Regions from separate parts of the Homo sapiens genome. Here region 2 is linked to region 1. A link is an interaction called in ENCODE POLR2A ChIA-PET data of the cell type or tissue named here. Cell type or tissue: PC-9. All regions are shown on one strand. Each heading gives the region's core, and the rest is flanking DNA. Links, peaks and the distances in the headings are about the cores only.

Region 1 (15,827 bases), core at 7,080-12,079:
AGGAATTTCTGTGGGGGTAGGGGAGATAAGTGGGGATAGAGGAGATATGGTTTGGAGGGATGCACTGTAGATTGATCTTTCACTGGGGAACCTCACCTGTCAGTGTCTAGCAATAATTTCTTTAGGGCCATTCTGTTTTTTCCCTGGATGAGAAGTAAAGGCATAGTGTGAAGAATATTGAGTTGGAGATGTGGGCTGATTTATTTAATGTCTGCTTTCCTTAATAGACTATAATCTCTAATTCAATCAGGATCCTGAAGGCACACTTACACGGTGTATTAGTTTCCTGTGGTGCTGTAACAAATTGCCACACACTTGGTGCTTAAAACAAGAGAAGTTTATTCTTTTACAGTTCTGGAGGCCAGAAATTAAAAAAAAAATCAAGGCATCAGCACAGCCATGCACTCTCTGAAGTCTCTGGGGGAAAATTCTCCTTTGCCTCTTCCAACCTCTAGTGGCTCTCTGTGTTCTTTGGCGTATGGCTGCATAACTACAGTCTCGGCCTCCCTCAGCTTATGGCCTTCCCCCTGTGTCTATGTCTTCTCCACTTCTGTTTCTTATAAGGATATTTGTGATTGGATTTAGGGCCCACATGGATACTCCAGGAGAATCTCATCTCTAGATCACATCTGCAAAAACCTCTTTTCCACACATGTTGAAGTGGTTATGGCATTGACATAAAATAATTATTTATGGCATTAACATAAAAAATTATTTAAAATAATAATTATAAAATAATTATAGGGGGTTTAAGGAGCCCATAGGAACATTGAGGCACCCAGGGAATAGCAACAGTGTGAAGCCATTACCACCCCAGGCTTAAAGGAAGAAGAGTTGGAAACAATATCATGGGGGCTCAATGGGAGAGTTGCCTTGGAGCAGAAGAATCCTAGTAGTAATTACAGATAAATAAAACCTTTGCCAGAATTATAGCATAGAAGTAGAGGGAAAAGTGAGGCAGGACATACCTTGACCTTTCCTTCCCCTACCTGCCCTTCAGTCTCTTGATGGTGTCTCTTGCTGGCCAAACACAAATGGAAACCAGAGGACCTGGGAGCTGGAAGACTCAGTCCATAAGGATGATCTCCAGCAGCACAGAGCAGATAAAAGAAGGTGATGAGAACGGGTCTTAGCAAGGGCGGGGGGATGGAGAATAACTAGTATCTGTCTTCCTGCTTCAGCGCTTTATATTTGATTTCTAGAATGTAAGCACATTAATCCGAAAGTTAAATAAATAAATGAGAGAAAGGTTGAATGAAAAACCTGTAAATAAGATAAATGTCTTCACAGTGAAGAGCTATAGCTGGGATACAACCAAAGCAAATGGAAATACTTTATTAGATTTTGTGCATCTGAACACATTCATCGTTCTCTCATTTATTTTCTATTCTTTTCCCCTTTCTATTTTAAAATAAAACCTGAATATAGAAAACTAAACGATACAAATGTATACCATGGTGAATTATTTTCAGGTCAAGACTCTTGTGACTCCCATCTAGGTCAATACATAGAACTTTTCTGCCCACCTCCTCAAAACACTCTTCTGGGTACTTCATCCCATTATCCAGTCACAGCCCCCTTCATCTTTCCTACATAGCCAGCATCCTTTATAGTCATAACTTCCTTGCATTTCCTTTGGGTTTAATCACTGAGACACTATGGTTTAGATGTACCCACTTTTTAAAAACGTGTTTTGTCTTTTTAATTAATTTTTACAGTTATGATAAGATATAGATAACATAAAATGTACTATTTTAACCATTTGTATGTGTATAGTTTGAAAACATTAAGTATATCACATTGTTGTGCAAACATCACCACCATCCATTTTAATCCTGCAAAACTAAAACTCTGTACCCTTCCAACAATAATTTTCTACTCCTCCCTTCTCTTAACCCCTGGCAGCCACCATTCTACTCTCTAAAAAATGTTTTAATTTTAGGTAAGTTATCTGACAGTATTTATTAATTGTTCTATTTCTTTGCTTTAATTTTCTTCTTTGGAGACCTCTATTTCTTTGTGTTAGGTCTTTTTCTTTTTTTTGATACTTATCAAAAATCTTTTTATAACTTTCTTTAATTTTTTTTTTTTTTTTTTGAGATGGTGTCTCATTCTCTTGCCCAGGCTGGAGTGCAGTGGTGCTGTTTCAGCTCACTGCAACCTCTGCCTCCTAGGTTTGAGTGATTCTCGTGCCTCAGCCTCCCAAGTAGCTGAGAGTACAGACATGTGCCACCATGCCCGGCTAATTTTTCCACTTTTAGTAGAGACGGGGTTTTGTCATGTTGGCCAGACTGGTCTTGAACTCCAGACTTCATGTGGTCCTCCTGCCTCAGCCTCGCCAAGTGCTGGGATTACAGCACTGGCCGTACTTTAATTCTTTTATGTTTTTACAGTTTTTTTCTTTTCATTTTCTATTTCTCTTAAGGCATTATTTGTCATGTTTATTTGCTGTTGCATACTTTATAGTTTTGTTATTTCCTGAAAGTGTTTTTTTCTTTTATTTTGAAGTCTTTCTTATGTCTCCTATTTATGTGTTTTTTCCCTTATGTGTCCTTCGTGTATTGTATAATGTACTTTTAAAAATTCCTTTTAATTGTTTTAAAATAGTATATTAAAACTTTAATCCATTCTTGGAACATGTCTCTGGCATGATTTCATTGTCTGTAGAGGTGTTATTCTGATTCTTACTCTCTTTTTTATTATCTTAATTCTGTGTGATATTTGACTTTTATACTTTTCTGTTGTTTATTTTCCTGCGAAGTTAATTTATTTGCACTTTTAGGCAAATAAATTGGTTTGGTTAGCTTTTATTATTGTTTTTAAGCTTACAGAGCTCCCTCTTCTGTTGCTTCTGTGAAATGTTGGAGCTAGAGGGCTCTGTTTCCCATGTGACTTTCATGGAAACCTTCCCTTTTCTTTGTTGTTTATGCTGGTACATTTTAATTCTGCCCCAAGTAATTTAGGCTCTGCCCCCAGTAAGTCTGGCACCCTGTCATGGAGCGCTGTCCTGGCTGGCTACGATCAAAAGTTCACAGGGACTAGGTTATATGTCTACCCCTTGAGAAATTAGCAGAGATCCCTGCACTTACCTGTTTGTGGAACCGTGAAACCCTGCTAAATTCAAATTGTCTGCATTACTTTCTGGTGAATATCTTTTAGCTATTTAGGGATTCTCCTCCTCCCAGGTCTATCTGAACCTCCACTGCTTCCTTTTTTATTTTTCCTGCACAATGTCAATATCACACCGTCTTCTGGCTGTTGACCATTAATCCCCAACTGCTTGTATTTTGGAATTCATGGGGCTACTTTGACATCTCATTATGTTGTAAATGCTTTCCATGTTTTCGCTGGCTTGCTTGCTATTTGCTTTTTCTATTTTCAGGTGGGAATTCAGGAAGATCCAAAGTCTGTACTACCACCAGTGTCATCACCCTCACAGAATCACATTATCATTTAAAAAAATTAGTTTTCTCCCTCTGTGTAAATATTTTAATTGCAATTCACAGCCCAGTCCTGACATGCATGTTTGATGAGATTTCTTCTGAAGCATAGATGATATACCTGTCTGGTAGATAATGGTGGTTCAGTGGTTTTTCCTACTCCTATTCATCCTTCCTTTATGAGATTTTCCATTCTCAGATGGCTTTTGCTTTGAGTTCATCACAGGCACTTCTAACTCCTATTTTTTCTTTAAGCTCTTCTCCTCTTCCCCCTAGAACTTCTAACTCAACTCCACACCTTCCTGGACCATACTGTAAGCTCTAGTTAGGAACAACTGCTATTCTTCCCTTGTGTGTGACATGTCTATTCCTGTTACTATTTCATAGCAAACACTATCTTCCTCACCCACAAAGTCATGCCATTCAAGACATGCTTAAGGTACACCTTCCCTAACTCGTATGGTAGCCTTTTGCTGACAAATTTTCATTAAGTCAAGAAGTGCCCAGTCAACCAGCTTAACTGTGATTCTTCCCCAGATTTTAATACTTCAAATCTAGAGTGGTTTGCCCAGTATGTATTTAATTTATATGCATTTATTAGACTGTTAGATATTCTCTCCTGTGTTCTATGACTAAGGTCTGATCCTCCAACCTCTGCCGAACTTATCTCAAACACATAACGTTGATTAAAAGGGGAGATTGGGAATATCAAGACATCAGCAAAATTCATTAAGACTATGGGAAAAAAATCAAAGTTTATGTGATATCTCCCAATTCACTTGGAATTTCTCAGTTTATTCTCTGGGAATGACCAATCTGATTCACACTCTGGAGGTAGCAAGTTTGGTTTCCAGATTTCTTTCTCTGCTTACGTAAAGAGAATATCCCATTTGCTTCCAAGGTCTGAAGTGGCTTTCAACAAAAGATAGGTATAACAAAAAGCAGTTAAAAGAAAAACAGAAATTAGAAAATTTTTAGGAAAAAATTGTGGTAAACATATCAACTTACTAGATTAATATTGTCAGTACAATTTTTAAAAATTCAACTCAGATTTCTAATGGTCAATGTAAAAAGGAAAAGTATGATTACATAAGCCTAATTTGCTGGTAAAAAAAAAAAAAAACCCACAATTTATTGAAGATAATAATTTTCCTGAGATTGGGAAAGTAGGAAGGCTACAGGAAAGAATGGTAAGTCAGAGGATCTAAGTTTTATTCTTCTCTCCATTACTTACCAGCTATTTGATCGTGGACAATTTACCCAGCCTTAGCCCCCTCACAAATACAATGGAAATAACAACCCAAATTTCTGTGGGTATTTGTAAGGATCAAAGAGAATAACTATGCAAGTTAGTGTTACATGTCTAACTCAAACATTTCTGCAGCACTTCTCTTCTTTCCCACCTCTCAGGTCCTGCAGAACATCCAACCATTCTCCGAGCATGATACTTATCCCTAGATAATTGCAAATGGTGCCTCTTGAATGCTCACACTCCCTGCCAGCAAAGCCGTCTGTAAGTCCCTCACACTCCTGCTAGCAAAGCCGTGTGTAAGTGCACAAGGAAGTGAGACACACACTTCCACTGACAGGTCACCCTGGGTTCTGCCTTGGGGCATTAGGAACATTGCTACTACCACTGTGGCCTTTGCCCCTGACCTCTGTAAGTGGGACCTGCCGTCACAGTTGTCGTAGCCAGGCCCTATGTACTGCTACATAGTCAAAGCCTTAATAGATCCAAGCAGCATCGTGGTTTCTCAAATCCTCCATGCATCAGTGCCAACCAGTGAACACATATCTTTTTCCCTGTACTGTGACCCCGGGTACCAAAAACCACATTGCTTTGGACTCTGTGTCTCACAGATATGAGTAAAAACAATTCATTTGGACCTAGCTACTTGCAGAGCCTGTACCTACCCTAAATTGCCCCCTAGTCAGCCTGGAGGCCGTGAAGTTGAGTCCAAGGAAGAAAAGAGTCATGGAATACCTTCCAGTGTTCAGAATTGTTCTCTCTGGCATCTTACTTTAATGACTGAGGTAGTGTTACCAGGACAGTTTTATAGGCCTCTCTAATTCCTTAGATTAGTTTTTTCCCCGCCAATAGCTTCCTAGGTTCCTCATGCACGTATAGCCTGGAAGAGTCACTTCAAGCCTTCACTACGAGGACTCAGATGTGACTGAATCCGGAGTGAACTTCACATTGCATCAAGCCAGGAGACCTTGTGCCAGATACCCAGAGGAAGAGGGGAGAGAAGACATGGGCAGAGAAGAAATGAAGAAGAAGAGGCAGAATGCTCAGATGTGCTGCCACTGAAAGAAAGGAAAACTTCTTTCTTTCTTTTTTCTTTTTTTTTTTTTTCCTCAGGGAAGGTCTGGCTCTATTGCCCAGGTTGGATTGCAGTAGCATACTCTCAGCTCACTGTAAGCTCCACTTTTCAGGCTCAAGCTACCCTCCCACCTCATCCCACCCATGCACAGCTAACTTTTGTATCTTTTGTAGAGACGGGGTTTTGCCATGTCTTCCAGGCTGCTCTTGAACTCATGAGCTAAAGCAATCTGCCTGCCTAGGCCCCCAAAGTGCTGGGATTACAGGCGTGAGCCACCATGCCCAGTCAGGAAAGGGATGTTTCTTTGAATGTTGAGTGGTAGAAAAATGTATTGTATAATGAATGGGTACCTGGAGTCTGTATGGCTGAGCTTCATTTGGAGCTTTTTAATTTTGTTCAATGCCACAACATTTATACAAACAAGTTCAATTGTTGATGCAAATAAACAGAGGCATTTAAATTCAGATCATTTTTGTTTCAGTAGTGTATTTAGAATAAGTATAGAAGTTAAAAGTATGGGCTTTGGATCAATTAGATATGTGGTTGAACTCTTTCTCAACTACTTGTTAACCTTATGTAGGGCAGTTAAATTCTTTGACACTCATCTCTGTATTGAGAGTAGTAAGAGTTTATTCATCATAGGGAGGTTGTATTAAATAAAACAATATGTGTAAAATTCTTTTTTTTTTTTTTTTTTTTTTTTGAGACGGAGTCTCGCTCTTTCGCCCAGGCTGGAGTGCAGTGGCGCTATCTTGGCTCACTGCACGCTCCGCCTCCTGGGTTCACGCCATTCTCCTGCCTCAGCCTCCCAAGTAGCTGGGACTACAGGTGCCCACAACCGCGCCCGGCTAATTACAATATATGTAAAATTCTTAATATAGTGCATAACAATAAACATGTGGAATAAAGTTTTTAATTTTCTTTTTTTATTTGTGTATACAAATGGAGCTATACTGGGGAGAGCAGTAAGATATACGCCATTTTATAGGATGAACAGTAAAGAAAGTTATGAATGCGGGATCTTTTCTCAACAGTAGGTTTTATTTATTCGAACTCTATGCTACTGAGAAAAACTCCAAAAAAATGTGTGCAGGATACATAGGGACTTCGGAGGAAAACTCCAACTCTTCCTTGGAAATATTTCCACAGAATAGAAATTGAGAGAACAGAATTCACTTCCAGAAGGACAGCAAGCTCCACTGAGCGTAGCCATATTCCAGTCATTGTGGTCACTCACCAGGTTCCTAAAGAGCTGACATTTCTTATAACAACAGTAGTGCTCGTTCCTAGACTGTAGTAATCATAGATAATAAAGCAGGTCGGAGGCTGAGGAGAGCACAGAGATGTGATGTTGATAAATCACTGTCTTGGTCTATTCATGTGGCTAAAACAAAATACCTGAAACTTGGTAATTTATAAAGAATAGGGATTTATTTCTCATGGCTCTGGAGGCTGGGAAGTCCGAGATCAAGGTGCCAGCAGATTTTATGTCTGGAGACGGCCCCATCTCTACTTTTGAGATGGCACCTTGAAAGCTGTGTCCTCCCATGGCAGATGGGCTGGAAGTGCAAATGCAGACATCAGCTCTCTTATATATCTTTTATAAGGTCATTCATCCCATTCATAAGGCTACACCTCTTTACGAGGTGATTAAATACTTGTAATACTATCAAATATTAAAATACTTTTAATACCCCACCTTTTAATACTATCACATTGGCAATTAAGTTTTAATATACAAATTGTGGAGGGACATATACACTGGAACCATAGCAATCGTGTTAGTTCTTTACCCTTTTTGTAAGCTCTAAGATCATGAGTTAGAGATTGTCTCTATCAAAAACAAAAAACTTAGCTTCCCTCAAAGAACCTATTTAGGATCATTGTTAGAAGCAGGATCCAGATGAGAAAATGCTCACAGAACTAAAAAGAAAAAAGTTGTGGAAGAAGATGTTTAATAGGAAAGCACAACTGCCTCTAAAAATATTAACACTGTGACTAGTAGTGGCTTTACAAAAGAAGGAGAAGCCATAACTCATGACCTCAACCCTTGTCTTCCAAGTTTTTTTCTTCATCTTCCTTCACTAATTAACTTTGCTCCCACCTACCTGCTTTGGAAAGGTGGTTTATGGAGGATTGTTTCTCATTTAATGCTCCTTCTTTTACTTTCATTCCCTCTAGCACAGCTAACTCAAGTCTAGGACAGTGAAATGAAACTTTACTAAAGCCTCAGGGATAACACAAAGTTAACAAGCCCAGGTGACACTGCCACATTATGGTGGCATAAACTGTGCACTGTCCAATTGCAGGGGGCGCCATGCACGTAAACTCAGAATTAGATCATCTCACTTAACAGACATGACTTTCTTTAAGCATGTTCCCATCTACCTGATCTACCTCCTATGGAAGCATATTATCCACTAGGCTGGAGTCCATATTTAGAAACTCGTCTTTAAAAAGACCAAATCCTGGGGAATGCAGATCAAAGGGAAATAAAAATTTCTACACCCACCTGTACAAGATTTGTCAACCAAATTCTGGTTTTCTACTGGAGGAACTAATTTCTCCCAAATTGATTGACACAAGATAATTCAGAAGAAACTTTATTCCATGAGTCCAGTGAGATAATATGACCATTAACAACCACACAAAATATACTCTAATGAACAAGGGAGGGGGTATTTATATTATGGAAGGGATCTGCCGCTAATGAGCACCCAGCATGAGTCAGGCACTTCACTTGGGTCATCTTGACCACAACCCAGTGAGGTACATCTTGTGTTTTTACATTTTTGTTGTACAAAAGCAGAAATCATCTAAGAGGTTAAATAATTTTCCTGATGTTACTGTTAGCAAGTGATGAATTCATGATTAACTCAGGTTCAAACACCAAAAGTAGCACCAGCTGCCATTATTTCTACTTAATTCAAAAAGCGGCGGGGGAATGTTGAAAATAAAAATGAAATTGTAAATGAAGAATATGTTTGCAGATGGGTGCAAAACTCAACTTACAAACACAGTTCCTGGCATATTTATAAGTGAATGGGGTGGACGGGAAAATTGAATCATTTAACCCTATGATTAAAATTGCAAAGATGATTAAAGTGCTGAATTACATACATCAATGGTTGTAAGCTGCAGTGGATGAATTAGAACTCTGGACAATAAAGACATTGAAATGACAAGTCTATCTCAGAGCCTGGTTGTAAAGCAGATAGTTGGAAAACTGTGGTTCCAGGTTGCTAGAAAAGCAGAAAGGAGAGTTTGCAGGGCAGTGTTGAGTCTGAGAGAAAGTTTGGGTTCATGAGCTACGTTGCTAGCTCATGGCAATGCCATCTTGTAGTTGGGAGGCAGCTTGTTTGCAGCTTAGAGATGTTAGCATGATCTGTTACTGAGGAGGTGGAACTTTGCCAGCCCAGGCAATAAGACCTTCATTCAGGATAATGAAGAAGAAGAGTTCATTCAGGAATAAGACCTAGCACTTCTTACCCTTAATTTCTCCAACTTGGGTGGATGTGGCCTCATCTTTTTACACTTCCCATCTTTCAATTCATCACAAGACTTGGAAGTTTCAGTGATACATTGTGCTGCCATTTTCCCAAGAACTTTACACATTACACACCTACTACATCATGCTGCTTCAGCCAGGAACATCTTTCTCCTCCCTATAAAACCTATTACCTCCATCTGACCAACTCCCACTTAGCTTTTGGGCTCTGGGAAGCCTGTTCTCCATACTCAAGATTGGAATACTCCCCCATTACACTCTGTCTCTCTCTCTCTCTCTCTCACACACACACACAGTGTGCCAAGGCAATTTGCCTCCCTTTGCCTTCTTTATACTGCATTATAGAAAACTGTACAAATCCAAACACTTTATCTACAAGCATAACATCCCCAAATCCCTGTAATCTAGGTATTTTAAATGTTAAATTTAGTGCAAACTTACTCCATTTGGTAAGAATAGTCATGCATTTTGCTGCCAAAAAATTGTGTGTGGCTGTGGAGGGCTGTGTGAGATTCCACTGGGGGTATTAAAAATATACAATATAGGCACCAGATTATCTTTCCAAATCTGTAATTATGCTTTATTCTTAACTCTATCTGGCCATAAAAGTGTTAGCTAAGTGATGATGTGTCCATCCTGCACTGCATTCCACTCAATCCTCCAGGACAGGTACTGTACCCCAATCAGCACTGTATCTCCTTTTCCTAGAATGGTGTCCATACATAATCAGTGTGTTTAATACAAGAATGAATAAATAAAGATTGAGTAGTCATAGTCAATCCCCAGGTTCACCAGCTGTCCCTAAACTCCCCAAGACAGAGAATTTCAAATGAACTAAGAAGACTAGAAAATGTAGAAGAAATTGTAAAATGAGTTTGCACTTGAAACATAGCAACTTTCATTCATACATTCATTCATGAATTTATTCAACTAACATTTATTGTACAACAACTCTATGCCATATAATAAGCTAAGCCATAGAGATATTGGAACAATAACAACAAACAATACTAACACAAAACAGAGAAAGCAGAGACATTCAGAAAGAGATAAAAGACTTTGGCACACAGCAAGGTTTTCATTCATATGAGGCACTTATACTCCCTAAGGTGAAACTTGTCTATTTTGAATTCTTAGTCTGAGAAGAATTTTGTGTTAGCAATTCACTGATAGTTTTTATATCATTTTACTTAGGGATAACAAAATATCTCAGTAACCCATTTTATAAGAACTGAAGAGTTCTTTCTGTTTCTAAAGTATTATCTCATAATGAGTTTTACTTCAAATATTTAGAAATCTGGGAACCTGTTATCCATTAGGGTTTGGTCATAGAAACCTGAAATGACTTCAGATTTTTAGAGGTAAAAGAAGTTTAACACAGTGTGTTAGAGGCTTACACATCTCTAGGAAGGCTGGAGGAGTAAAAGTCAGTAAAGCTGATTTCTAAATACTAAGAAGTGCTGGAAGAGCAGGGGAGCTACCAGCAATGTGAGTGATTCTTAGGAGGATGCCCAAAGCACCAAAAGCCAAGAACTGTTGCTACCTGTTGCAACAAAGTGAGTGATTCCTAGGAGGTCTTCTGAAAAATCATCTGCAAACCCCTCCCGCATCTTCCTGTAACATCCGTAGTCGAATAGTATCTTCTCTTTCACCTTCTCTATCTCAGGTAAGCACCTCTCATTGGCGGAATTTACGCAAAAGATGTCTGGGAAATGTAGTTTCTAAACTTTAAGACTCTATAGTACATGCGACAGTTAAAAAGTAATGTGTTACTATTAAGTACCAACAAACGATATCTACCAAAGTACACCTTCCTCATAGTTGTTAACATTTTTACACAGACATTTCATCCCTATTCCTCTTTAGGCTTCCAGGAATTAAAAAACAGGAAGAGGACAAGAGCAAATGATTTTCTTCACCGAGGATGGTTTATTTTGTTTTCTGACATTTGTGTGTGTGTGTGTGTGTGTGTGTGTGTATGTAATGGTGTAAGAGAGTCATACTGGCAACATGAAAACAGAATGATCTGTTGGTAAAAGGTCTGTGGAGCTGAAGTGGATTAAGTCCCAAATATACGCTAATTTATATGGGGGAAATGACAGAATTATATCTAGGACCCAAAGTAGACTGAATTTATTTGGCTATTTCTTATATTTGGGTGCTCTTGGATACCTGTACAAGAATGTAAATACATGTACCCTGAGGTCTTCCTGGACTTCTGACACAATTTTAGAAAACTGGTGGGGGAAATGGAATCATAGGGGCAATGAGAGATTATAATTAAGAAGTCAAATATTCCTCAGTTGCTTTAGAAACATTCTCCTCTTATGGAATACAGAAATGTATAAAACTGGCTATTGAAATATATAAAAAGGGCTGCTGTTTTCTTGGTCTCAGCTTATGCTATTTTGTGAAATACATATATTTGTCTTCTTCCCCATTTTCTGACACAGAGCTCCTAAATCCTTTGGAATTTCATGGGTGATAGAAACATCTTTTGTTCTACTGGGGTGACTCTTGGTGGGCCCCTAGATATCATCAGGATGGGGACCAGTTTCCAAGGGAAGCAAGCAGGTGACTAGAGGTTTGGGGCTTTCAGCCCTATCCTCCAACCTCTGGAAAGAGGAGAGGAGCTGAAGTTTGAGCTGATCATCAATAGTCAATGATTAATCAATTATGCCTATGTGTTGAAGCCTCCATAACAACCCAACAGTGCAAGGTTTGGAGAGCTTCCAGATAACTGGACACATGGAGGTTCCTGGAGGGTGGCTCACCCAGAGAGGGCATGGAAACTCCTTGCCACTCCTCCCATACCTTACTGTATGCATTTCTTCCATCTGGATGCTCATCTCTATCATTTATAATATCCATTAAAATAAACCAGTAAACATAAGCAAAGTGTTCTCCTGAATTCTGTAAGCCACTCTAGCAAATTTGTCAGATCAAGGAGGGTGCTGTGGGAGCCCTGATTTACAGCCAATTGATCAGAAGCACAGGCCACAGCTTGGGCTTGCAACTGGCATCCTAAGTCGGGGAGGGGGGACATGTGTCTTATGGACTGAGCCCTCAACCTGTTAGGTCTGACCCTATCTCCAGGTAGGTAGTGTCAGAATTGAATTGGACGACACCCAACTGGTGTCCATGGGAGATTCTGCCAGGGAATTTCTCAGTGTTTGGGGAACCCCCACCCCACAACATATACACTCAGCTGGTGTCAGAAGCATAGTGGGAGAAACTGAATTTATCTTTTCCTATATCCTCACAGCTTACCTAAATTCAAGTGTTTAGTAAAACAACTCAAAGCATATTTGATTCTGAGCAGTGGCTTTAACGTCAAAATTGAAGAGAAATGAGTAGACTTTACTTGCAGGTTTTGTTCAGATGGACTATTCTCTAGTAATAAAAACCAAACCAGAAGCAACCCTGATCATTAGACATGATATTCAGATGCTTGAAGTCATGAGGAGTAAGCAATTTTCTGCCAGTATATTTAAAATGAATGCTCAGTTTAATCAATTCTCCTTTTACAGTTTTCAACACCTTAAAAGGAAAGGCAACCTGCAAACTAAACCCCGTAGATGCTCCAAATTATCCAGGGCATATTCAGCAAATTAAAATCAATATTAAACATCATTACATTGAAAAATCACATTACTCAGCAAGCCTCCAAAAGGTTGCAGATTTTTGAAGTGATCCATTTTTCTCCAAGATTCATAAGTTGCCTGTCAATGAATTTAACTGGATATTTATTGAAATTAATGGCAGCCTCAGCTGATTGAACAGGCTTTACTTTAGGTTTTGTTTTTATTTTTTATGGCTGTTTTCCCTTCCTTTGCCTTCCCATGTTGTATGCTGATGAAACCACAAGAAAATGAATGGAGAAAGCTCTACCATAGAATTGAGAAACAGGCTTTTCTCACCGCACCTCACAAAATGGGAAAATATTGCCAATGACGCATTACCTCCCATCCCCAGTTCATCACTGTTCAGATTATTTAAAAGCCCATTTTCACGGGAAGCCTTTCTACAGCATTGCGGGTGAAGGGCAGAAGTTTCACGGGCTCACAGGCTGTGTCCAAATCCCTATCCGCCAGGCATTTGCCTTGTCATCCGGAGCAAGCTCCTTAACAAGTCTCTTTGCCTCAGTTTCCCCACTTGCATATTAGAACTGATAATAATGCCCATGGGCTTAGAAACTGCTTAGCATAACACCTGGAACCTCAAAATAGTTCCTTAAGAACCTCAAAATAGTTCCTTAAGAATTCGCTATTATTATTTGGTTCTCTACTGGTGAAATAAAATTATATGGCTATATTTTATTCCTCTTGAGATTAACAAACTATACTTGTACAACTACAATGAAAATACCAAACTCTGTTTCAATGTGACAAATACAAGCCTGGAGAAGTGGAAAGTGATAAGAGAAGGGATGATGCCTTTTGTTTGTTTGTTTCTCTTTCCCTCCACTTCTCCACCTCCACTTCCATTGTGCCATGTTTTATAGACGTCTTCTGGGACTCTAAAAACCCTAATACCCAAAGAGAAGGTGCAATGTAGAGGAAATAGGAGGCTGTAGAGCATCCCTTTCTAGAATGCATTTTTTTTTGACTTGTGGTTAACTTCATAGCTACTTTTCCAGTATCTCCTGCACACCTTCATTTCTTTATTTACTTATCCAATATACACCACTATTTACCAACCACGAAACTGGGTGATGGAAATAAAAGTTTATTCAGTTAGAAACCCAATCCTCAGTAATCCTGCTCACTAGTGAAAGGAACAATATTAAGACACTTAATCCTTCTAGAGGCACATAGCATAGTGGTTATGAGTTCAGCCTCTCTATCTAAACTCTCTTGGTTTGAATCCTGGCTTTCTGACTTAAACTTCGGTCAAGTTACTTTACCTGTCTATGCTTCACTTGCCCATCTGTAAAATGGGGTTTTAAGTATAAAGCAGGTTTATATATACATAACTCCTAAAACAGTGCCTGGCTTATAGTTAACATTAAAAAAATGTTTCTCATTATCACTGTCATGACTCTAATGTTTCTATTGGGATATTGTAGAACGAAGATAAGAGAGAGTGGAATAAAAGAAAAATGATTAATTTATTTCTGGACACAATAGGTGCCTCAGAGGACACCCAACTGGAAATCATTAATCAGCATTTGGCTGGTCACACAGGTCTGGCACCCCAGCGAGTACTGAGGGTGAGAGCTAAAGATTTGGGCATCGGCATTATTCCACATGGGAGTGGAGGTTGAAATCATGGGCATGAATGGAGCCACCAGGAAAAGTGTGAGGGTGAATAATTTAAGACATCCTATATTTGAGAGCTGGGTGGAGGTAGGGGAGCTTGGGGAATGGGAGGCTTGACTGAAGAGGGAAGGTTGTGTGAGGCTGGGAGGGAAGTGTGCGGATGTATTAGGGGACTCAGCCCATGAATTGCCTTGGACCCTTTGCATTTACTTCTCAATCATCTCTGGCCCCAGGTTCGATTAACTTGGTAGAAAATAATTAAGGGCCCAATAAGCTTGCACAAAGGAAGGTAGAAACAGACAGGAGAGAGAGGAGGAATGACCCAGGTCCTGCTTTTCTGAGCCCCCTCCCCTTCATACACACTTCATGCCCTTAAGAACACCTTCCAGATTAAGAAAAAAACACACACAAAAAACAAACAGAAAAAGAACACTTTCATTTTCTTTAACAACTTGGGTAGTCTTGACTTCAAATCTTCGATCCATCAGACCGCATCATATACATCAAACATTGTTAAATATGTATGCCCCAAAACTTGCCTTAGGAATATGATCATTGTACACATGGGAAACTTCTGGTTCTCCTAACTTCCTTTCATCATTTAACTAGAGTAACTTCCACGTGCCTGGAATTGGGGAATCTGTGGTGAATAGAGTCTAGAGAAGGAGATGAACTGTTAAATAATTGTGAATATAAAATTATACTGGGGGAAGGATGCGGACTTGAGAGAAGAGAGCAGGGGGAGGGGGTTCTGAGCTTGTCTAAATTATCCAGAAGAGACTCCTGGATGAAGTCACTTTTATGTTAAAAGCTGAAAAATAAATACATTTTAAAAGGCAAATGATTTATTCTGAAGAGAAACAAAAGCATAAAATAAATATATTTTAGTTTGAGGGGATGAACAAAAGTAAGAGTGCTCCTGACAGAAGGGTAGGATGTGCAAAGGCCTGGAGGCAAGGGAGAGTGTGACAGAGGCGTGGACAGCTGAGATTAGTCCAGTGGTGCGGGAGCATCTCAGGGCTTAAAGGAAAATGGGGCAGAGAAGGCTGAAGGTAGTAGCACAGGCTTGATCATTGGGGCTGAGGGGCTGGAGTGTATAGGGCTTTTTATGAAGTTTCCTGTTGAAGGGAGGAAGTCCAGAGTGACTCTGAGGACTTTGCATCCAACAGTTTGGTGGTTAATGAGGTTATTTCCTAAGACAAAACAAAACAAAACAAAAACAGCAAAGAAATACCCAAAGAAGTACCAATATTTAAGGGATGAGTCAAGAGGAAAAGCCAAGTTATAAAACTAA
Region 2 (15,827 bases), core at 4,613-9,612, 170 kb before region 1:
GCAGAGAACCTACTTTTGACATAAGCTTTGAAAATGTTTGCTGCCCCCCCACCCCGCCTTGCCTCACCCTACCCCAGCATTGTTGCTCATGGCTACAATATGTTCGCACTAATAACTGCAGGCTCTTGTGCACATAAGGAAGTTAGCCACCTTGGTAGAAATTAGAGGAAAGGAAGAAGGAGGGAAGAACAGTTTTATTTTCAAAATCCAATTCTGTGGAAAAACCAGAAATGCAAAGACAGTGTTTGTTAGGAAAGCTAGGACCAACAAAGTGAAATCAGATATATTTGTTTAGGAAAAATAGGGAGCTGTTGCTTTCTTTATGTTAAAAGTATGTTTTGCAAACTTTAAAACTGCTCGGATACCTTGGTTCCTAATTCTTTTTTGTTAAATAAAATTTTAAAAGTAAAAACTCAGGAACATTAGTTTACTTATATAGAGTCTTTATATTAAGCAGATTTTTTTTTTTTTAGATCTTTAAAATGGTAGTTTCCCAAAGTGATGAAAAGAAAAAGCACTTACAATGTGCTGGACATTGTTTTAAGGTACTTTATTAACCACTTTAATCATTACAACAGTACAGTGAGGTAGGTACTATTGTTATCCCTGTTTTGTATACAGGGAAACTGAGGAACAGACAGGTGAGAAACCTGCCCAGGGTCTCATAGCTAGTGTTTGGCTGTGCTGGGGATTCAAACCCAAGAAGTCCAGCCTCAATACTCCTTCTCTGAATCACTGCACTGCACTTAGGGCTCTCATGGACTATGCGTGTGCATAGATCTGTTGGAATTTAGAACAAAGGTGATGATATTGGGGGTAATAAGACATTATTTATCGAATACCTGGTCGTGTATCAAAACCTTTACATAGGCTTCCTGAACTATGACCCTGATGGGTAGATGATATTACATCCACTTAATAGATTGGTAAACTGAGGCTTAATGAGGGAACCTGACTTGCACAGGGTCTCACAGCTGCTAGGAGGCAGAATCATAACTGCAGCTAGGTGTGGTTTGTCTCTGACCTTTGCTCTTAACCTCCATGCTACACTGCTCCTGCTTTGTTTGTTAATTATCATGTTCTAATATTCTTAAATAGTAATAAACATAACATCATCAGGGTTCCTCATTAAGTGATCAGTCACTTTGGCCTCTGGTGATACTTGATGGGGTAGGGTCGGAGGAAAGTAACTGGAAAAGAAAAACCAGATTAGCTTTACTCTTCCCCCTCCCCTCCAGATTTCAATTTCAACCCTTCCCCAAGAGAAGAAAACAATCCTTCCTGCAGACTTCTCTGGAAAAAGCCACCACTGTGAGCTTCCACTCGTTGTTTTTTACTTTAAGCACCGTCCACAGAGAGAGTTTTTAACTGCAGTACAGAGCTGTGCATAAGCCTTATGGAAAACTGATGCCCAAGTTGATTAGCAGAGTGGCAGTTGAACAGGAGACTATTTCTTCAGACCCCTCAAGGAGAATTTCCTTGTTTACCTTATATGTTTAAATTGTAATATCTCCTTTTCTCTCCACCCCCACCCCTCCCACCTCCAAATATTATAAGAACAGAGTTCCTACATGGCTTAAACATACAATGCACCCATACTTTTGCACATAAGCATGCTCTGTGATTTGGAGCATTCTGTGTGTCTGTCTCAAATTCCCTCCTCCCCCCACTCCGCCACGGGTTTTTTTCCCCCCATTAGGCAAATGGAAGGCCCATGCCACCTGTTAGCATTACATCATTGGCTCCCCAGAACACAGTTGCACCAAAGGCCTTAAACAAAGTAGTTCTTCTTGTATTGTTTGCACTCAAAGAGCTGATATCATGCCAACTGATGTCATTGTATGTCTTTGTGTAACTGCTATGGCAACTGGGCAGGTGGGGAGCCTCCAGCTGATGTCATTGAGAAAGGAGGTGTAGAGGCAGAATTTTAAAAAGCTGGACGCTGCTTTTTTCTGTGTGTGGGGTTTTCTAGCATGTGTTGGTTTTTTTTTTTTTTTTTAAACTAGCTGCTTTTAAGACAAATTACAGCTTGAGTACCCTAAATAAGAACAGAGAGGTTTTTCCCCTGCTTTTAGAGCCTTCTTTTGAATTTGTTTTATTGTTCTTCCCTCTCATCTTATATGGAAAAATGTAACAACTGCCTTTTTTGAAGAAAAAAGTGAATTAGGTTCCCATCACAGAATCTGTGTGGAATTTGGGTTTTTGTGGAGGCGAAGCTGAGCAGATTTTAACTCTTCAGAATCCCTTTTGTGGAGGCTGTGATGATGACAATGGGTAGTTTTTATCTTATTTATTTTTTAAGTCTTCACTGGTGAAGTTATTTTCCATATTTTCTTTCTTCTACTTCAGAATTATCTCTTCAGGTTCAAACTTTATTGTCATAATTGCCTAGCAGAATAAACTATCATATGTAAGGGCAGAGGTTAATTCTAGAAATCAACTGAAATTCGTATATAGCTCTTGTTTTTCTTTTCAAAAAGCTAGGGTAGGTTTTGACTTCTTACTTTCAATGAGTAAAGTGAACATAATATTGCCCTTTGAGTTTTCTTTGGATCATAACCATACCTTAAGGAAAATATGATTTCTCTCTTTTACACAGCCAGCTCCGGGTCCATTGGTTGTGAAAAGTCATGAGACTCGGTCTAGGTTATGGTCTGGAGTTTCCCGCTGTGGTTTGTCAAAGATGAGACTTGAAATGGAGAAGAACATATGCCAGGCTCAGAGGCTAGTGGACAGATAGACTTCCTGTCCTTATTGCAACATAACCGTCTCTTGTTCATGCTTTGGGTTTTCTGCCTTATCTCCTGGAACTATCAAGACAGCCACAAGCCATCTGTCTTTGAGGGTAGATGTTGTGTTCTGGTGGCTTTCAGCTAATAGGACTTTTCCACTTCCCCCTCTTTTCAAAGGGAAAGCCAGAGTGTATCTAGTTCTGTTTGAGTAGGGTTAGAGCTCAGTTGGCACTAATAATGTCAATCCAGATTTTATAGCACTTACATGTATATTATTATAATTTGAGCTTTGTAATAATCCTTTGGGTTTATCTGTGCATGCCATTGTGTGTAAAAATATTAGCAGAAAATTTAAACAATAAACTATGATCCGTAAATTCCCTAATTTAAACAATTGTTCGTTTTTTGTACAGTTCTTCAGCTTTTGGTCAATGTTTTTTACTTAGCTTTTAAAAAATTTAATATTAAACCAAAATGTTTTATTTATTTTCACATCCTTTTTGCAACTACTCTTTTAAAGGCTACATAATACTCCGTGGAATGAATGTAATAACTTTTTTTCTTTTATTTTTGTGTTTTACTTGGCCTTTTTAAAATATATATAAAACAGATAACATTGTAGTGAACATCTCCATATATCTAGCTAACTATCTTTGGTTAGATGATTTCCCTAAGATCCATTCCCAAAAGTGAGATTGCACTTGTTCAGGGGAAGGTTTGCATTTTAAAAATGGAGAAATAAGCACAGTTTATAAGCTTTTTATACTAGACCCATAACTCGTGGGAGGCAGAGCAGAGCCGTAAGCTCAAAAGCATGCATTCACACATCCAAAAGAGGTTTCTTGATGGGTTTATGTGCCCACAAGCCTTGGAAAGTCGAGGAGTAAGCAACCGCGCTGCTCTCACATTCTGTTCTACTGAAAGTCAGGGTTGATAAATGTCAGGGCCCTACGTGGAGAATATCAAAAAAGATTATAAGAGCAGTCCTTCACACCCCACCCTGGCTTGTCTTTTCCAAGTACTTCTCTGCTGATTTCACCTGTGGGCAATCATATAAATAATATAAATTAAAATAGTGAATGCCTGCTGAGTTCTACTGTGTGCCAGGAGATGTGCTAAGTATTTTACACGTATTCATTTATCTCAGGCTCACAATTGCACTCAAAGGGAGACACCATCACCCTCAGTTTACAGATGGTGGAACTGAAGCACAGAGATAAATGAACTTAAGTAATAGTGTCAGGAAATGATGGTACCCAGATTATAATCAAGATAACCTGTCTCTTCCAATGTTCCTGCTTGTAACCACTCTGCTGTATTGGGAGCAAACTTGTCCCTCTGGGTGAGGTGAGCTATGAAGGGTGCAAGACATGCTCCTGTGGTGCTGAGATTCCACCCGAGGAGGTCATCTGTGCCTTTCTTGGCTCCCAAAGCACAGGGTTCTATGTAGGCCACTGAGCATATGGCTCTTTGAGGCAGGTCACATTTGCAGCTGAGGAAGATTGCCTGATGCCGCGTGGAACTCTTGCTAGGGGAACATGCCCTCATTTGTAGAAAGAGCACATTTCCAAAGTGTTCCATGCAGTGATACTCCCCGAAGCTTGTCTTGGGTCTCCAAATGGACTTTTAGTTTTTGTTTTGTTTTGTTTTATTTTTATTTTTATTTTTTTTGCTTAAATACATATTTATATATGTATTTAAAATATGCATGAGCTACAATGCAAACTCATTCTAATGGGGAGGTGGCATTCTCTGCCAGCTCTGAAATCTCAGTCACACTCACCTTCTGTGTTTGTGTTCTAGGTGGACTTAGTAGTTTTAAGCAGAACCATGAAAACCTCTGTGACAACTCCCTCCAGCTCCAAGAGTGCCGGGAGGTGGGGGGCGGCGCATCCGCGGCCTCGAGCTTGCTACCTCAGCCCATCCCCACCACCCCTGACATCGAGAACGCTGAGCTCACCCCCATCTTGCCCTTCCTGTTCCTTGGCAATGAGCAGGATGCTCAGGACCTGGACACCATGCAGCGGCTGAACATCGGCTACGTCATCAACGTCACCACTCATCTTCCCCTCTACCACTATGAGAAAGGCCTGTTCAACTACAAGCGGCTGCCAGCCACTGACAGCAACAAGCAGAACCTGCGGCAGTACTTTGAAGAGGCTTTTGAGTTCATTGGTAACTATCTCCCATAGGGAATTTTCATCCGCTGCCTTCCTTTTCCCTCCAGCTCTTGCTTTGATATCAAGTTCAAGGTTTATTCCTGTGTTGGAAAAGAAAAGCTGCCCTGGAGTTTTGGAGGGCTCTGCCACCTGAAACAGCCTAAGCATTCTCCTAAGTCATAGCCTGTCGAGTGTATCCAAGCCATCAGGATGGATATAAAAGGACAGTAATTGAATTTGTTGGGATCTGTTCAACTAGAAATCCTCATCCCTCAAGTTCTCAGTGAAATAGTGGTAGGGGTTAGCATTTATGTGCTCTGTAACCAGAAAAGTGGATGGAAAGTAAGGAATCGGAGGTCAGAGCTGGTGCTACTGCTACTTGATCTACTAGCGCCGTTGAGCACCTTGGAAGCAATATCTAGTGAATATGACACCCCTTCCAAACATACCTATGCCTTCCGGTCACCCTACTAAGCCTTATTCATCCAGCATAAGGGGAGATGGTACTAGGTTTCCTTTGACAGTCTGCCCCAAACTCATTGAACTAGGAAAGATCAGGTTGTGTAGACGGAGTAGTTCCCAAGGAGGAAGTTTTAGCAACAGCACGCTTTGATCCCCAGAAGGAAGCAACTATTAGCCTAATCCTAATCTTAATTTCTGCAACTTCTATAGCCCCAAACTGCTATAAGACTCAAAATATCGCCGGGCGCGGTGGCTCATGCCTGTAATCCCAGCACATTGGGAGGCCGAGGCGGGTGGATCACCTGAGGTCAGGAGTTTGAGACCAGCCTGACCAACATGGAGAAACTCCATCTCTACTAAAAAAATACAAAATTAGCCAGGCGTGGTGGTGCATGCCTGTAATCCCAGCTACTCAGGAGGCTGAGGCAGGAGAATCGCTTGAGCCTGGGAAGCGGAGGTTGCAGTGAGCTGAGATCACGCCACTGCACTCCAGCCTGGGCAACAACAGTGAAACTCTGTCTCAAAAAAAAAAAAAAACACTCAAAATATCATTTTGGGAGCACCTGCAATATAGCAAAACTCAACATTTATTTTTTTTTACGTAACTTCAACTTTTATTACCATAAAGGGGTGGCCTAGTACTTTTCCTAAATATTACAGCAGGTTGTTATTCCAGGAAGAATACAGTTAAGTGGAGTGGGGTGTTCCTTTGTCAGAGAAAGAAAAAAACAGCCTCAGGTTTAACAGCCAGTGGGGTCTGGTGGATTTGCTGTAGTGTTGACATCTCTGGTCATTTTGCCAAGCTGTTTTCCTTGCTAATTATGCCGTCAGCACAGGACCATGGAATATTGAGTCTGAAAGGAAATTCAGGGTGATCACTGAACTTAGAGAAGTAAAGTGACTTCTTCAAGGTCATAGGAATTCTAGTGTCCAAGAAGGGGCCAGAATCCAGGGTTTTTGACTCCCAAGCCTGAGGCCTTTTCACAACACACTAAGGCAATGTTTATGATGCCCTATTAAGTAATTCCCAACTGGCAACACTGAGGATGCAGAGATACTGCAGATTCTTTATTAATAAAATCTGAGCCAAACCTGGAGCGCTGAGGAAGAAAAATTTCTCAACAAGCATATGAGGAACTTCTGGTTGATACATGATGTGATGTTATGACTGAGATTCCATCTGACTTAACTCCAGTTGGAGGAAGTTAGGAAATTGTTTTCTATTTAATGAGTAGGGTAAGATATACTTGTTCTAAGAGGATTTCAACTAAAGCTCCTTCTCACATTCCTTATAGATTATTCAGGCTTACCTGCCTTTTTTTTTTTTTTTTTAAGGAAAACAAAACCAATAACAAATAGCATTCAGCCCGAAGAACAACTCCATATCACAACCTGCATAGGCACAATTTTATTTTCATTGTTATATTATTGGATAAACTGAAATCTTACAGTCTTGCTTTAGTAAAAACACAGCAGGTTTTATAAACATAATAGCTTTCACTGAGAGTGTAATATAAGCTGAGCAGCATCTAAGTTTAGTGTTTATACCAGTTTATTTATTCCTGAATCAAGTGTGTGTAGTGGAACCGGTGGTCCAGCCAGGCACTCAGAAGCTCATTCTCTCACCACCATGCTTTCTGGTCTTGACTTGGAGCTAAATACCGTGTGCTGAAGGGAAAAAGTTGAAAAAGAGAGATGCTTACTTTTCTTGAAATACTGTTGACTATGAGAAGTAAACTTCATCTGTAAATTTTTAAGATGAAAATTTACATCAGGTTTTTTTTCCTTGGTCCACTGGTGGGTAGCCAGTAGATGTAGTTTAGGTGAAATCACTACTCTCTCTACCCCTTCTCCTTCCCTACCTGTTTATCTAATTGGTGTTCCTTCAAGGAAGCTTTCTTAGGGATGTGTTAGAGTCTAGAAATGTCATTAAGAATCTGTTCAGGTAGTGCCCACATGCTATTGTCCTGAGCTTTTAATATATTTGAAAACTTAGCAAGTCTTCCTCTTTCAATTGCTCTGGATTTTGAGCCATTGCTGGGATTCCTCCATCTTCTGCATTATTGCCACACTGGAATGTCATACATGGAAGCAAACGGGATTGAATGCTTGAGAGGTGACACCCTCGGCCTGTATACTACTAGCCTTTAGTTAACTTTGCAACAACTGGATTTTCTGGGGAGAAGCTGAACATAGTATCTTCCTAGTTAAGCTTTATTCCTTTAACCTTAATCAGGGTTTAGTAAGACTAAAACTCTTATCCATTTAATGCCCGTTCCTGTACAGAGCAATTCTATAGAATAAAGAAAGTGTTTTTTCTCTATTACAAGTGAGAGAGTTGTTACTAGCACTAGGTTTGTTAAGTCACACAACCGAAAATTGGAATTAACATCCTTAATCCAAAGAGGAACTGCATATATATATATATACACACACACACACACACATACACACACATACATATACATATATATGTGTGAGTGTATATTTTCATGTGTGTGTATAATTTTTCCCCTTCCTCTCTCCTTTTCCTTCATTCTTTTTTTTTCTTTCAGTAGTGTAATTCCAGAAAAAAAGAGAACAAGACATTTGAGAGAAGGTTCAGTGACTGTTAGAGTCGACTTGATCAGTAGCTTGTTCAACGTGAAAGTTAACTGTGTTATAGGTCTGGCTTCCGGCCACTGCTGTCACCTGTGCAGCAAACTGTTCCTATGAGCAATTCTTTCATTTAATCTTCTCTTTAAATGTAGATGTATAGCTTCTTGTTCGTGCTGATATCAACTTTAGCCAGTTCTGGAAGTTGTGACATAAGTATACGTAATGAACTAGTGGATTATACTTGGCTTTAAAACTGTTTTAATTCATTATTTCTATACAAAATAAGGCATTGCAAAGTTGAGATGAAAGTTTCTCTCTCCGTGCCTCTCTCTTCCATCTTCCCTTCATCTCTTGTCTTTCTCCCTTTTTTCAGAGGAAGCTCACCAGTGTGGGAAGGGGCTTCTCATCCACTGCCAGGCTGGGGTGTCCCGCTCCGCCACCATCGTCATCGCTTACTTGATGAAGCACACTCGGATGACCATGACTGATGCTTATAAATTTGTCAAAGGCAAACGACCAATTATCTCCCCAAACCTTAACTTCATGGGGCAGTTGCTAGAGTTCGAGGAAGACCTAAACAACGGTGTGACACCGAGAATCCTTACACCAAAGCTGATGGGCGTGGAGACGGTTGTGTGACAATGGTCTGGATGGAAAGGATTGCTGCTCTCCATTAGGAGACAATGAGGAAGGAGGATGGATTCTGGTTTTTTTTCTTTCTTTTTTTTTTTGTAGTTGGGAGTAAGTTTGTGAATGGAAACAAACTTGTTTAAACACTTTATTTTTAACAAGTGTAAGAAGACTATAACTTTTGATGCCATTGAGATTCACCTCCCACAAACTGACAAATTAAGGAGGTTAAAGAAGTAATTTTTTTAAGCCAACAATAAAAATATAATACAACTTGTTTCTCCCCCTTTTCCTTTTAAGCTATTTGTAGAGTTTATGACTAAATAGTCTGTGCAGGTTCATAGACCGAAGATACTACACACTTTAAACCAATTAAAAAGAACCAAAAGTAAATAGAAAAGACATTGAATCACCAAGGCCTGGGATCAACCTGGGCTGTCCACACAGAAAACAAAAACCCAACCAAACCAAGCCCTGTTGTGCTCACTGGTGCAAAGAGAAGATCAGGGCAGCTTAAGTGGTCTAAGAATCCTTCAGGCATTCTTTAAGGAGAAAAAGGATACCTTTGATTTTGTGTGTTTCATGCTCTGGATTTTTTTTTTTTTTCCTTCTCTGGGTTTAAGAGATTTTTTTTGAAATAGTGAGGAACTGACCATTATATGCCTTCACTGGCTTCTTGTGCAATAATATGATGTTTTAAGTGTGCAAACAAGTTAGAGCTGGCAGCTGAATGATAGACAAATAGTGCAAATTTGCCAGCTTGGAGATAGAAAGGAATTCAACAATATATCAAATACTTTCCTTCCCACCTTTTTCCTTTTTTTTTTTTTTTTCTGATTTGATTCTGGTTACAGTGCCATAAACCTTGTTACATATGTATATCAGAATGTAAGAAAAAAAAATTTATTTAAAAATATTTTTCGCAAAAAAAAAAAAAATCTTGGTGTGTTTCTGTTGATTGTGTAAAAATTTATTTTCATTATATAAATGAAACTGGTTTAGGATGTGTCTTTTTTTCCCCTCTCTTTTACCTTAACTCAGGTTCAAGCCTTTCTTAAGCTCTGGTAACTTGCATATACAACAAAGTTGAAATAAAACAGATTTTTATATAGGGAAAGAGAGATGAGGAAGGGAACATATCCAGTTTTCTCACTGTGAAACAGAGTTAGCAAGGAAGTGGAAGAGCTCCAGTATTGATCTGCCCAGTCACTGTCCCTTATATTCTCACAATGCTGTCATCCTCTCCTGCAAATATCATTCCTTTTGCATCGGGGAAGGCTTGCATTAAGGGGATCCCATCTGCCTTTGCGCCTTGGTGACCAAATCCCTGCCAGATTGATTGGTGAGAATTCAGTGATCTCCCTAGTGGCTATTTGATAAATACTTAGGACAATCTTCCATTTAGGGATCTTGATGTTCCTCCCCCCACCCCCCCACCCCATTGTCACTTGCTCACTTGGCATCTTTGGTGACATTAACCATGTAATGCGTTGCAGCAAATTGCTATTGCCTACTCTTTTCCCCAGCAAACTGAAACTCAGCTCCATACATGTGTACAGCTTCCTTATAACACTGGGTTAATGCATAGCTGGGTTCCCAATTCACTGTTGATGGAGGGTTGGGGGTATGGGAAAAACACAATGCAAATATTTTCTGTGTTTCATTAAATTAAAAGTCTAGTGGGACTTGGCCATAAGGAAGATTTATGGCAAACTGAAATTTGCCTGGGGTGAATAAAAGAGTTGAAGAATCTGGCATGTTGGATTCTATGTGACAACATTTGACATAAATAATTTTGTGTATGTTGGCTTGAAAATGTTAGGAAATATTTTTGACATTTAAAAAAATAGCTTTTCTACCAAAAATAATTTAAATTTTTCTTTTATAGAAAAGTGGAGACTGAATTTAACAGGAATTAACAGCTGTTTTAGATTATTTTAATAGAAAGTGTTAATCAGGTGAAAAGCAAATCTCTGCTTTGTGCTTTCTACTCCTCAGGCTAACAATTTCCTTGGTGTTAGAGTATTTAAGGAGTGAGGTTGATATATAATTAGTGATTTAAAATACATGGTAATTTAGCAGACATTTCTTTTTGTTATTTTAAGTCTAAGTGTTAAATTTCTGATAGCATGTAAGGTATATTGCCTCCCTCTGTCCCTTCCTTCTTTCCTTCTGCTTTTTCTTTGTTCCCCTCCCTTCCTTTTCCTTCCCTCCCTCTTTCCTTCCCTCCCTCTTCCCTTCCCTCTCCCTTCCCTTCCCTCTCCCTTCCCTTCCCTCTCCCTTCCCTTCCCTCTCCCTTCCATTCCCTCTCCCTTCCCTTCCCTTTCCCATTTTCCCACTTTGCCTCATTCCCTCTTTGCCTCTTTCCCTCTTTCCCTCTTTGCCTCTTTCCCTCTTTCCCTCTTTCTCTCTTTGCCTCTTTCCCTCTTTCCCTCTCTCTTTTTTCTTTCTTTCTAACAAAACAGAGAAAAGTCAATACAGTTTCTCATCTTTATCCACATGGAAATGATTTATGTTTTTGGAAGTTTATGATTTTGAGAGAAAAGCCTATCCTGGGGCAAACAGTAATCCTGCCAACCAGAATACCAAAGATTCTGAGAGGGACTCAGGTCTTTTCTACTAATCTGCTGTGAGTCACTTAGCCTCCATTTCTTCATAAGGAATGTTAACCACTTCATGAAAATAATACAGATTAACCAAGCCATAGCTCTAGAAACCAGACTCCACATGTTGCTGGGCCTCACTAGCTGTCTGGGAGCTATAAGGCTGCCCTAGGAAATAATTGTGTCTCCCCAAGAAAGCCAAGTCCCTGACCAACGCATGAACCATTCTCAGAATCCAGCAACGGTTGTTTTATATTAAATGAATCTAATTACTTAGTAGAGTGAACCTGTAACTAATTTAAAGAAATACAGCAAGCATTGTTATCTTAGGTTGAACAAAACAGTAGCTTTAGGTTTCTATATATATTACATTTATTTCAATAGTTAATACTTTTCCAATCAATGCATGTGAACCATGATAGGGAGTTTTCATTTCTTGAAAGAGTTTGTGCCAGTGTCTTCTGGATAAGGAAAGGCATCATGGGAGGTAGGGCAAGGAAGCTGACAAAAAACATGTACAAGGGGAAATATTCAAGAAAAAATGTACACAACCACACAATCACATGCTGGCAGTAAAGGGGAAACATGGCCTTTCGTAATACGGGAAACAGGAGAAAATGGGAGGCTAAAATGAAAAGAAAAAAACCTATGTCAGAGTAAGGAACTAGGACCTGAATTACACTCCAGAAGCTGACTAAGATAGAATGCTAATAAATTGCTCAACTAGATATTCTGATGGTAAGAAGTCCAATGAGCCAAGTTAAATAGAGATCAATCAATGATGGCCTTCACATTATTTGGGGACAGGCTCTTGTAAATAGGTCACAACACATTTTATTTTATGCTTTTTTCCCCAAACATGAAATATCAGGAAATATAGTTGCTGTTTGGTTTCAAGCTCTGATTGGAGACAGTTGTTGCATATGAATGGAGGTCAGATGAAGGGTGGTAGAAAATGACTATTTTAGCACTGGCACCCAGAAGGATGGGTCATAATTCAGAAGTGCCCCAAATCACACCTATCTGTAGAAGACTTCCTGCCTTTTTGAGGTGGTGGAATATGAACACCAGTGCTTTCTGTGGTTCCTGATTTCTTCCTTCGTGACAACCTTTGTCAGTGTTTGATACAAGGTGCATGTATCGGTGTTTAATAAGAAGCAGAAACAGTGACATAGAATGAGGGGTTTATTCCAGGGATTAGACCTCAGGCAAGTGTGGGATCTGGTGAAGAAGTCAATGGGAGTGTGTTGCATCTGTCTGATAATGGGCTGAACTCTCCGGGTCAGCACAGCCACCAGTAACAAAAGCTGGGCATGAAGTAGAGAAGAACAAAGAATTGGAATTAGGAGGAAAAACTGGAACCCACATCAGCCTTTTACCAACCTCAATGGGGGTGACTTCCAGAAGGATCTAGTGCCCTCTGCCATGGAGCTGAACATGTACCTAGCATAGGACTTGGCAAAGCTGAAGACAGAGCTTTGGGAGCTTCAACTACAGCTGCTGCGCTAAGTCCAGGTGAGTCACCACATCAGGGTAAATGTGTGCTTGCCATCATAGAGTTTGGTGCCCCCTTCAAATGGTTGCTGCTTCAATTCTGCTTTTCCAACCTCATGCAAATTTCCCCTAAGGCTAACCTTAACTCAGTGTGAATCAGGAGAGGAAATTCTGGAAAATATAGCTCCTGATTTAGCCAATTTGATACTGTAGAAAGCTACCAAAGTCCATCCCTTGCCAACTTGGCATCCATGTCCACTTCTCTTAACTAAATATAACTTCCAAATGAAGACATTAGCAAAACGATGCTTCTATGTAGTATGATGCAACTATCAGTTCTACAGATGAAAACACATTTAAAAGACGACTGGGTGCAGTGACTCACACCAGTAATCCCAGCACTTTAGGAGGCTGAGGTGGGTGGATCACTTGAGGTCAGGAGTTCGAGACCAGCCTGGCCAACATGGTGAAACCTGTCTCTACGAAAAATACAAAAATTAGACAGGCATAGTGGTGCATGCCTGTAATCCCAGCTACTCTAATCACTTGAACCCAAGAGGCAGAGGTTGCAGCGAGCCGAGATTGCACCACTGCACCAGCCTGGGTGATAGAGTGAGATGATGCCACAGAAAAAAAAAAAAAAAAGATACATAGCCTCATAGGTTACTTTGTCCATTTTGGGATGATATTCAGTCTTTTTTTAGCTAAGATCCACTTTCCCTTCGATGTCATGTCATTTGAATATACTGAGATATAATGATATTATGGGTTGAATTGTGTCTGTCAAAAAGCCATGTTGAAGTGCTAAACCCTGAACCTTGTAAATATGATCTTATTTGGAAATACGGTCTTTGCAGATATAATCAAGAAGAGGTCATATTGGATTAAGATGGGCTCTAATTCAGTGACTGGTGTACTTATAAGAGGAGGGGAATTTGAACACAGACACAAAGAATGTCACGTAACAATGGAGGCAGAGATTGGACAAAGGAACATCAAAGATTACCAGCAACCATCAGAGGCTACAAGAGACTCATTGAACAGATTCTCCCTCAGAGCTTCTAAAAAGGAAGTGACCCCACTATCACATTGATTTAGGACTTTTCGCATACAGACTGCAGTAAAATAAATTTCTGTTGTTTTAAGCCACCCAATTTGTGGTACTTTGTTATAGCAGCCCTAGGGAACTAATACAAAGACTATTATTACCCCATTTTATATTAGATGGTGGATGGGGTAGAAAAAAGAATTGGTTAATATACAACCAAATATATTTATATCAAAAAATAAATATTCATAATTCTTACCATCCTAATTTCTATAACTGATCTTGTGGTCATAGCTGGTATTTATAACTTCCTTCTTTCACTACCCATTCCATATACTTGTGTCCTCAGCAAGCACATCACCTAGTCATGGTTTCTTGCCTGTTGGGGTGATGTCAGTTTTCATTTTTGAGGGATCCAAGCTTTTGCAATTGAGCCTGCATTGGGTTATTTTCCACTTACTTTGTTCGTTACAGCAACAAAAGTAATTACAAGACTTGAGAGTATAAGATATGATCTTGAATTCCAGGCACACTTTTTCTTACTCCTATAATCTGGTAGTAATCCAATTTCCCCAGTCATCCCAGCCAATACACCAATATCTGACTTTGCTTGTTGATTCTTTAGCATAAGGAGCCCAAAGTCGGCAGCAGGGAGTATCAACTTCCATCTTAATGGAATCATTGCTGTATCTCCTAGTAGAAGCATCTCTCCCTTGGGGACCAGAACTTCTAGACCAGCAGAGTCTAAAGTTGAGAATAGAAAGAATAAATTTTGCTGTGGATCACTATGGGTAACAGTAAGAGGAGCCCTTTCCATTTTTCCCCCTTGATTCCTGGATCTATGAAATCTGGATAAGAGAGAAACAGCAACATGCATTGATTGATCATTTAGAGAATTTACTGCATCTTTCAGGACATTATCCTAGCCCTGCAAAGTGTTTCCATCCATCTAGCACAGTAAATAGTTAAAAGAAGAATTCCACCTTTCTACTGCTTTAGAGTGATGAATAACAAGTTAAGACTAATGAATTCCATGAGCATGAGTCTGTTATTCTTCATTTGCTGCAAAGTAAGTTCCTTGGTCAAAAGCAAAGCACTGTGGAATAACATGAAGGGAAATAAGATATAAGAATTCTTTAAGTCCACAGATACTGATTTTGGCAAAGGTATTACAGGTAGGGAAGACAAATCCCTATAAAGAGTAAGTTTCTATGGAGCAAGAACAAAATACTGCCCTTTCAGGCCTTGTGAGTAGAAGTTCATGTTGCTGAATTCATGCATACCCTCCATGTCTACCATCATGGCTATTTTGTTCACGAGCTCATTGGTCAAGAACAGAAGAAACTGGAAAGAAAAACCTGATAGAGGTCTGCAGAATGTGTTCTCTTGTCCATTATTAAGATTCTTACATGCTGAGGTTGAGCTTTGATCAACATTCACATGGGCCCATTTAGGAAAGTCTATCCATTTACTTCTTCCCTAGATTTTCCTGTCACTAATTTTCCAGTCATGTTTCTTCTAAGTCCCTTATTATCCATCTAAACGTTAGCAACTGCCCATGAAGCAATGTAGATTTATACCTCTGGCTGTCTTTCCTTTGAGGCAAAATGAACAATTAGGTACACTGCTGGAAGTTCTTATTACTGGGAAAATTTTTCTTCCCCACACCACCAGTATAGGGCCACAATGATTTAGTCATTCGGTTTTGGATGATACCAGAATATCACACAAAAATTTCTGTAAACAATGCCAAATATTTTTCAGTCCACTGGTCACTGAGTGCTTCCCATGAGGCCATGGGTGTAAGATTCTGAAGCTATTGTTGCACAAATAGACACCATGGGTAACTGGGTCACTTGCTTATTTAATATACTTGTGCTTGATCTCATATATTCTACTTCCATTTGATCATTGAATGAACAACTTAGAGGCTTCCATTTGATCATTCATGCACAACTTAGAGGCTTGATGGATCAACAACACTTAGTTCATCATGGGCAGTTCAGGTTGCATTATAACTTGATGGCCCATGATCAAGCTTCCAGTTTCAAACTGGTATTCTAAAGAAGAATTTTGAAGAGAAAAGAAGAATATCTGAATT

Evidence for each region. Peaks named below come from ENCODE experiments on the same cell type or tissue, not always from the same donor. Only the 100,000 strongest peaks of a DNase experiment are listed, where the experiment ranks them.
Region 2: POLR2A ChIA-PET joins it to region 1 with 5 read pairs; 2 of 35 experiments call an interaction of 5 or more read pairs at or near these places.

Annotation. Positions count from the first base shown.
Region 1 is chr1:221,530,917-221,546,743 of GRCh38, reverse strand. No RefSeq gene overlaps it. Among named protein-coding and RNA genes, the nearest start is that of LINC02817, 200 kb to the right of the region's middle. In PC-9, for the core only: no CTCF peak of the experiment used is centred there; no DNase peak of the experiment used is centred there.
Region 2 is chr1:221,695,175-221,711,001 of GRCh38, reverse strand. It overlaps DUSP10 (dual specificity phosphatase 10), which reads left to right. Exons shown (of 4, transcript NM_007207.6): 3 at 4,536-4,907; 4 at 8,325-9,578. The coding sequence ends at 8,590. Among named protein-coding and RNA genes, the nearest start is that of DUSP10, 39 kb to the left of the region's middle. RefSeq lists an enhancer at 2,884-2,993. In PC-9, for the core only: no CTCF peak of the experiment used is centred there; a DNase peak (open chromatin) is centred at 6,571; H3K27ac peaks cover 1,126 bases.